Regions from separate parts of the Homo sapiens genome. Here region 2 is linked to region 1. A link is a loop called in an ENCODE intact Hi-C map of the cell type or tissue named here. Cell type or tissue: natural killer cell. All regions are shown on one strand. Links, peaks and the distances in the headings refer to the core of each region. The heading gives the core; the rest is flanking DNA.

Region 1 (4,399 bases), core at 326-4,325:
GTGGCTGTGAGAGGGAAATGCAGTGGGAAACTGGAGAGACTTCAAAGGGAAGGTGTCCACTTCTCACCTCCTCTACTGCTGCCACCCTGGTCCAGGCGACTGTCACTTCTTGTGTGGATTACTGCAATGTTCCCCTAACCCTTCTGCCTCTGGCCTTGCCCGGAGGTCTAATCTCTTCACAGGTACCGCTTTGCAGTCTGGCAGCTTTCCTATTGCACTCCGAGGACAAGCTGAACGCCTCGCTCGGATCTACGAGGCCTGTGTGGGAATCCCGCTTCCACTGGCTTCATTCCCTACTAGGCATCCACCCCACTCCACGAGGCTGCCATCCCTGACTTCCTCCAACACATCAGGCCTTCCTCAGGGAACTTGCCTATGCCTGTTCTTCTTCTTCTTTTTTTATACGGAGTCTCGCTGTCTCCAGGCTGGAGTGCAGTGGTGTGATCTCGGCTCACTGCAAGCTCCGCCTCCTGGGTTCACGCCATTCTCCTGCCTCAGCCTCCCGAGTAGCTGGGACTACAGGCACCTGCCACCACGCCCAGCTAATTTTTTGTATTTTTAGTAGAGACGGGGTTTCACCGTGTTAGCCAGGATGGTCTCGATCTCCTGACCTCATGATCCGCCCGCCTCGGCCTCCCAAGCCTGTTCTTCTTAAATATCTGCCTAGGCTAAGTGTGGCGGCTCACGCCTGTAATCGCAGCACTTTGGGAGGCCCAAGTGGGTGGATCACTTGAGGCCAGGAATTCGAGACCAGCCTGGCAAACATGGCGAAACCCTGTCTCTATTAAGGATACAAAAATTAATCAGGTGTGGTGGTGCATGCCTGTAGCTCCAGCTACTCGGGAGGCTGAGGCACGAAAATTGTTTGAACCCAGGAGGCAGAGGTTTCAATGGGCAGAGACCGTGCCACTGCACTCCAGCCTGGGTGTCAGAGCGAGACTCTGTCTCAAATAAATAAATAAATAAATAAATAAATATCTGCCTAGATAATTCCTTTACCTCTTTTCTCCTTTAAGTGTCTGCTTGAATGTCATCTTATTAGTGACCCTTAGCCACCGTTTTAAAGTAGCAGCCCTTCTCCACCTGGGCACTCCCTGTTCCCCTTACCCTGTCTGGTTTTCTCTTTGTAGCCCTTATCACTACTTGACCTAGGAGCTCTTTATTTGTTTATTGTCAGATTTCTGCACTGGGATGTGAGTTCTATGAGGACAGATGTGTTTGACTGTCTTGCTTACGGATGTATCCCCAGGAACTAGAACAGTGCCTGGCATACAGTAGGTGCTCAATAAATGTGTTGAATAAATACATAAATAAGAAGTCAGATTTGTTTTGTTAGGCACAATGCCCAGTGGCCCTTCAGAAGCTGCCTTATTTATGCTTCCAGTGACGCTGTTCAAGGAATGTATTGTTCTCATTGTTTTACAAATGACAGCACTGAGGCAGAGACCAGAGGTGAACAGGGGCACAGAGCTGGTAAGTGATGCAGTCAGGAGTTATGTCCAGTTCCTTTGACCTTGGTGTCGCCATTCTGCATGGCTAAGATGAGATGGGGAGGGAGGCGTCAACAGGATGCCGGGGCTTCCAGGTTCTGGAAGATGGAAGAGCGTCAGAAGCACTGACAGAAATGCAAATGCTGGGAAGAAGGCCAGAGCTTCAGAAAAAGAAGTAGCTGAGGGAGGAAATGTTGGATCAAGTAAATATTCAGGAAGAAAATCCTGCTTTTAAGGAGAATGACTAAATAATATATTGTCCAAGACCCCTGTGAGAGTGAAAGTGCGCACTATTTTTTTTTTTTTTTTTTTTGAGACAAGGTCTTGCTTTGTCACCCAGGCTGGAGTGCAGTGGCACAATCTCGGCTCACTGCAACTTCCACCTCCCAGGTTCAAGCGATTTTCTTGCCTCAGCCTCTCAAGTAGATGGGATCACAGGTGTGCGCAATCACACCTGGCTATTTTTTGTATTTTTAGTAGAGATGGGGTTTCACCATGTTGGTCAGGCTGGTCTCGAACTCCTGACTTCAGGTGATCCACCTGCCTCGGCCTCCCAAAGTACTGGGATTACAGGCATGAGCCACCGTGCCCGGCTGCACTATTAATAATAAGGTACAACAACAGGCATACATGGAGGTTGTCCCAGCAAAGGGGGATAAGCGGTCCCTTTGGATTCAAGTGATTGGAACATCCATGAAAGTCATGTCTAGAGATTTGGGTATCTCCCTTCTAGAGATACACAGGGAAGACACAAGGTTAGGGTTCTTATCATCAGGGAGAAGGGGGAAGGGAACATGAAGACCAGCTTTGAGACCCTACCTGAGATAAGTGGGAGGAGAAGAAAGAGCCTATGGAAGACAGAACCAGAAGGGAGAAGAGGTACAGAGGTCAGGAGGAGAGGGGACAGGAAGGAGGGGGAGCGGGGAAGGCCACATTTTTCACGCAATTTAAAAGTAGGTCAGTGGGAAGCTGGTAACAAAAACAAGACTAGAGAATCACTTGTTTTTTGATTTTGTAACAAAATCTTCATCTGTTTCAACACAGTGCTAAAAGGCATTTAATTAAAGCAGCTTTGAATTCATTTTGACTTGAGAACTGTTTTTCTGCGGCTCCTATATAAACCTTGAGACTCTTTGGGATGCTTTCTTTTTTTTTTTTTGAGACAGAGTCCTTGCTCAGTCACCTCGGCTGGAGTGCAGTGGCACGATCTCGACTCACTGCAACCTCCACTTCCTGGGTTCAAGCAATTCTCCTGCCTCAGCCTCCCAAGTAGCTGGGACTACAGGTGTGCGCTACCATGCCTGGCTAATTTTTGTATTTTTAGTAGAGAGAGGGTTTTGCTATGTTGACCACGCTGGTCTAGAACTCCTGGCCTCAAGTAATCCACCCACCTCAGCCTCCCAAAGTGCTGGGATTACAGGTGTGAGCCACCACTTCCGGCCTGGGGTGCTTTTAAAGGCTGGATCAGGAATCGGGTTTTGGTGTCCCAGCCTGAAGTTTAAAAAAGTTTTTTTTTAAATTTTTTTAATTTTAAGGAATGTTATTTGTTTCTGGACAATTTATTTATTTATTTATTTTTTACTTTAAGTTCTGGGATACATGTGCAGAGTGTGCAGGTTTGTTACATAGGTATATATGTGCCATGGTGGTTTGCTGCACCTATTAACCCATCATCTAGGTTTTAAGCCCCTCATGCATTAGGTATTTGTCCTAATGCCTTCACTTCCCTTGCCCACCACCTCCTGACAGGCCCTGGTGTGTGATGTTCCCCTCGCTGTGTCCAGGTGTTCTCACTGTTCAACTCCCACTTATGAGCAAGAACATGCCGTGTTTGGTTTTCTGTTCCTGTGTTAGTTTGCTGAGAGTGATCAGCCTGAAGTTTTTTCCTGTACCTTTGCTTGGCCCAAGGCAATAAGAGGTCCTGCATTCAGAGTGGCATTGACACAGATCAAATCTGGGCCCCAGGTAGAAGATATAGAAGCAAAGGGGATACTTCTGTGATTTCTGTGGGGTCAGAAAGGTTAAAAATTGAGTTTCTGAGCCAGCATGAGTAATAGTGTCTAAAATCTGGTTTTCCATGGTAAAGTAGAAATTTTACATTTCATGAACAATTCAAGCAGATATTTTCCTACCTTGGCTTCTTCCTTCAATAGAGGGAGGGAGATGGGGCGGGGGAAGCAAGCAAGCCAACAGAACCCTAGTTCAAAACATAATTGAAATGATAGCATAAACAACAATGCTGGTGTCTACAAGTAACGTGGTTTACCAGCTCTGGTGGTCTGTCTCATAATTGGGAAAGAGAGAGAGCTAGGTTGCTGAGCACAACATTTTTGTCTATCCAGACATGATTAGTCCACTTGGCTCTAGCCAGAAGGTGCCTTTTCCAGGTAGTGACGATGTGCGCTTAGCACATGGCTTAGTGTTCTCAGTTTATTAGAGAGTAAAGTCTCAGGACTGAGGCCATGGAAACAGAATCACTCTCTCGCATTCTCTGAATGGGAGTATGAGTAATTGTGTCGGGTAGCAGCAACCGGCAGAGGACAAGCAGCAGGCCTTCCCTGCAGTTTCTTTTTTATCACAGCAGAAGTCTTACTGGGCAGAAATCACTGTGGCACACAACGCCTGGGCACCAAAGGGAATAAAATCTCACAGGAATTCAAAGAGAACAAAGTCATTAACACTGAGCCAAAGCCTGCTGGCGTACATCGCAGAAATCAAATGGATATAGAGGGCTCCTGAGAGGAGAAAATGCATAACTCTAGGCTACCCTGCACAAGATGCTAATATCAGTACCTAAATAGTGGTTTTCACGGAAGCAGTTTTTCTGTAGCTGGTGTTCCTGCCACATTGGAGGAAAGTGTGTCAAGGCTGACCTTGAGCAGAATGAGAAAGTAGGAGTTTGTTTTGGC
Region 2 (4,399 bases), core at 215-4,214, 75 kb before region 1:
GCATTGGGGACAATTAATAGGATAGCTCAAATCTTAAGGTAATTGGTCTGGGAGGCCCTGACTGTGCCAGGTCCCCTCTGATTAACTGACACTCTGGCTGTACTGGAGCAGGGAACAGAACCTGCTTCTCCAGGCCAATAGTTAGGTAAGTCTTCATGGAGAAAATGATGTCTTAGGTGTGGCTGAAAGATTAGTAAAATTTAGTAGCAAAAGCAAAGGATGAGAATGGGGAAGTGGGGAAGTCTGCTTAATTTTCTCCTGTAGAAAATGGAGATCATGGTAATACCTGTTTCACAGGTTAAAAATGAAATAAAGGAACATACATGGAAAAGGCTTTGTAAGATGTGATATCAATGTTAGCTGTTACTATTCTTGAGGTAAATGAATAAAATATTTAAAACCGTAAAAGTGAACAGGGCATAGTGGTCGCAGAGATAGAACACTGCTACCAAACATTCACTTGGGGAAAGTTTACAGCTTTAATAGGACTCGTATCCTTTCATTCATCCATTTATTCATTCATTCTTAACCAAATAAAAGTGAACATAAGCATTCTCCAACATTTGTTATGAGGCTCAGCCTATTTTCATCAATAACTGAAGCAAGTAGGAATAAGATCAAGAATCCTATAATCTCAAGCCAGGTGTGTCTCTGAAGTCCATAGTAGTTTGGCCATATCTGGGAAATGGCATACCAGGCTGTCTCTATGTGATAGTCCCAGGGCTTCTTGGGTGAGGACTTGTCCAGAGGGGCAAGGCAGCTAGGCAGAAGCAGCTGGATCCCAAAACAAAGCTTCGATCATTGGAGGGAAGGGGTTTGGGGCTGTCACTCAGGTTGTCTCTGGCTCAGGGAGGGACATCTGCATCCTGTAGAGGGAGCATGGGAAGGTTGTGAGTAAAACTTGCACTGACAGCGTTGTCCATCCCTGGGGTCCAAGGACATCTGCCTTGGACCTCCTGCCCTAAGCTAGAGTAAGCCAAGAAAAAAGAAGGGAAGCGAGAACTTCTTTCCAACTATGCAACACAATACCGAGACACCTTGCCACTCTGAGGGCTCCATGGCATCAGCTGTGGTAGGAGATGTCAGCACCTGCTGGAAATGGTGGCAACCAAAGGATGGAGGCCACAGAAGAAGAGAGAATAGCAGGTGCTATGTGGATGAGAATCAGATTTATTTACGGAAAATATTCACAGAGTGATTAAGGACAAAAAGTAGGAAAACATGGGTTACATACAGAACAAGGCAAAGATAGTTAAACCTTGAAACTTTTCCTAAGTCTTCATAGCCAATTCATTTCTGTACCCTTCAGCTACATACATGTTGAAATCCAAGATGAGCTCTGTAGACCAATTCATCTCAAAATATTATTTAAGAAGTTTTTTTTATTTTCATAGAGAGTTCATTTAAAATTTGTCCAACTTTGACATTTTCTTTTCTGAATTTGTTGTAAAATTCAAGTTGGGTAATTTACACAAATGCATCAATATTTTAAAAGCTACCAATCTTACACATGCAAAAAAGAAGGTTTACAATCTTCAGTAATCTTTAATGTAACACACATTCATTATATATGAGCTCTCAAAGGAGAAACTTGCGTTGTTCGGAATCCTAAGTGCTACACGATGGCGTCTTTGGGAAACTTAAATACCACACATTTGCTTTGTAAAACCATCGTTGAGTGACTTTAGTGGATTAACCCTGAAAGTCATCATGACTGTTTTGTCTTTAATAATCTGGACCAAGCAAAAGGAGAAAAGTTTCTATGATGGGACATTCTTGTGGTCACAGTTTTAACAAGATATACTGCTTGAAATTTGCCTGTGATGCTGGAATGCTCATTAATTCTCGGAGAAGCTGACTCATTCTTTGTGGCTGAACTCAAATGTCACCTCTTCTGTGAACTAGTCCTCAAAACCTCGAGCAAGATTAATTGCTCCCATGGAGGTTGGTACATGCCTTTGTTATGGCACCGTTATTACATAGTGTCTTAGCTAGTCATGTGTTTTTTTACCCAATAAACTATGAACTTCTTGGGGTCAGGAAGGGTTCTTGGCAAAGGAGGCACCTAGTAGACATTTGTGGAATTAGAGTACGTATCTATCATCAGTAGATACTACATTTAAAATATGGATAGATTTGCACACTTGTAAAAACCAAGAGAAAAGTGTTCAAGGAGCTGTTGCCATCCAGATGTAGGACAGAAAAACGAATTTTGGGACGTTGTAATCTTAAAATTCCTTTAACTGGAGAGATTCAAGAGAAGTCAACAATATTTTGAGGTGAATGACTGAGTTAGTAAATGAAAGTTTCTCTTTATCCGGTGGGTACTTGATTAATACCTACATTTAAAGCTATCATTCAGGGGAGGGAAGGGGATGGGTCTGGTATTTGTCGAATTACTTCTGCCTACTAAGCTCTGTACTAGGAAGTTTCCATTACAGGATTTCACTTTAGGTGCAACCATCCTGCTGGTTGGGTTCTATCATCTTTTTTTGTCAAATGGAGAAACAGAAACTGCAAATTACTCAACTTGTATTTTCAGAGAGATTTAGTAATGTGAACAAAGTCATTCATCTAGTAAGTGGCTGGACCGGAATTCTAACGCAAGTCTGAAAAAAAGTCTTAGCATATACCTATACATATTAGGAAAAAAGGGAGAATTCAGCAGTTATTATGATAAATGAGGGGCAGCCCTCATCTTGTAGTTTACACTTACCCTCTTAAATACGTATCTAAGGAGAAGCGGGAGGTGGGATGGGGCTTGGATTAGGCAATATGTATGGTGGTTAAGCAAGTGGACTCAGAGTTAGACAACCTGGGTACAGAGCCTGGTTCTGTCTCCTTTTAGTTGTGTGACCTTGAGCAAATTATTTACCTTCCTCGAGCCTCAGGTTCTTTAACTGTAAAAATTGGTGGAGGGGAATACTCATCATTTCTATCTCACTGGATGTTGTTAGAATGAAATGAAAGAATGAACATAAACACTTAGCCAAGTGCTTGGCACACACTAATGCTCAAGACCTTATTATCATAATTATCCAATGCTCCATATTTACTACCCAAAGTCAACAGATAATTGCTTATCTTCCTACTTTCTTAATGTTTGGTAAATGCAGTGTTAAAGTGGAAGACAAGTCCACTCAATAGATCTGCAGCCAGAGTATTGGGTTTGGAATCATTCAATCGGAGTTTGGTTCCTGGTTCAGCTTCGTAATCTTGTCTAGACACGTTGCTCAGTTTCTCTGGACTCAATTTTCTTACCTGTAAAATAGTGATCAAAACTATACCTAGCTTACAGAATTCTTGCCAGGCAAGAATTGCTAAGACAAGGAGTACACGAAAGGGCATTTAAGCTAGTCTAAGAGAGTCAGGAGGATCTCCTGGAAGGGAATGAAGCCCAAGTGGACACCTAGAAAAGAAAAGAACTTGTCAACTATGATATACACTTATGTCAATAATACATTATTATTTAAATAACATAAGTATATATAACTGACATTTAAAGTTATTTTGGACTGTATTTCCCATTTTACTGATTTTTCTTCAGATAAAACCTTTGAATTTCATTAAGTTTTAAGAAGAGAAATGCCATGATTTATTTTTTTTTGGTAGATTGTAAGTATCTCCAAAATTTGGTCCATCATTTTCCTAAAGATGTTTCTAGTGAAACGCTAGTCTTCTGCAATATCTTCAATCATCAACTGTGTAAAGTGAGAACTAAAATAAATATAGACTGAAACTCTTTCTTGCTTTCATATTGAATGAGATAAGTGCATGAGCTGAGAGAGAGGGAGAGAGAGAAAAACACATGTTTACATCTTGGATGTGATCCTGAGTTATTCCCTGGATATAAATAAGACACTTTGAAAGGCACATTAACTTTTCCAGGTCACGAGGGTTTTCATTAGAATGCTGGACTATAAATAGTTCCCTAGTGAGGTAAAGGAAATGATGCCCTATTCCTTCTCACTCCCAGAGTTCTTAGCACACTGGAGAACAACATTCTTTTGCAAGTGTTTGGCTTACTATGTGCTGGTATTGTTTATAAGGTCAAATTTTGGATTAACCTTTTGAGATTTAAAATAAAATCAGACAAGGGAATCTTTGTGAACATTTTATTTCTTAGGGAAAATTATTTTACATGGAATTTACCTAGTGTACCACATAAAAATTCTTAACACAGAGTATCTCGCACAGTGTAAAAATATATTTCCCTTGAGTAGCTTAAATGTCATCATGTTTGGTACAAAATAGGAAATACTTCATTCTGCAAATTACCTTGCCAGAGCTTCTCTGCTATGATCTCATACATAACAGTGATATCTATATAGAAAAGGATAATTGAGGAATTACCTGGTGAATTCAAACAACAGCGTCAGTCACAAGTGATAATTCAGAT

Evidence for each region. Hi-C counts contacts between places; a loop is a spot of excess contacts. Peaks named below come from ENCODE experiments on the same cell type or tissue, not always from the same donor. Only the 100,000 strongest peaks of a DNase experiment are listed, where the experiment ranks them.
Region 2: a loop joins it to region 1, with 3 times the contacts of the local background. A loop is called at or near these places in 2 of 110 quality-filtered maps.

Annotation. Positions count from the first base shown.
Region 1 is chr12:68,420,379-68,424,777 of GRCh38, reverse strand. No RefSeq gene overlaps it. Among named protein-coding and RNA genes, the nearest start is that of LINC02384, 29 kb to the left of the region's middle. In natural killer cell, for the core only: no CTCF peak of the experiment used is centred there; a DNase peak (open chromatin) is centred at 2,417; H3K27ac peaks cover 2,418 bases.
Region 2 is chr12:68,495,377-68,499,775 of GRCh38, reverse strand. No RefSeq gene overlaps it. Among named protein-coding and RNA genes, the nearest start is that of LINC02384, 46 kb to the right of the region's middle. In natural killer cell, for the core only: no CTCF peak of the experiment used is centred there; no DNase peak of the experiment used is centred there; H3K27ac peaks cover 472 bases.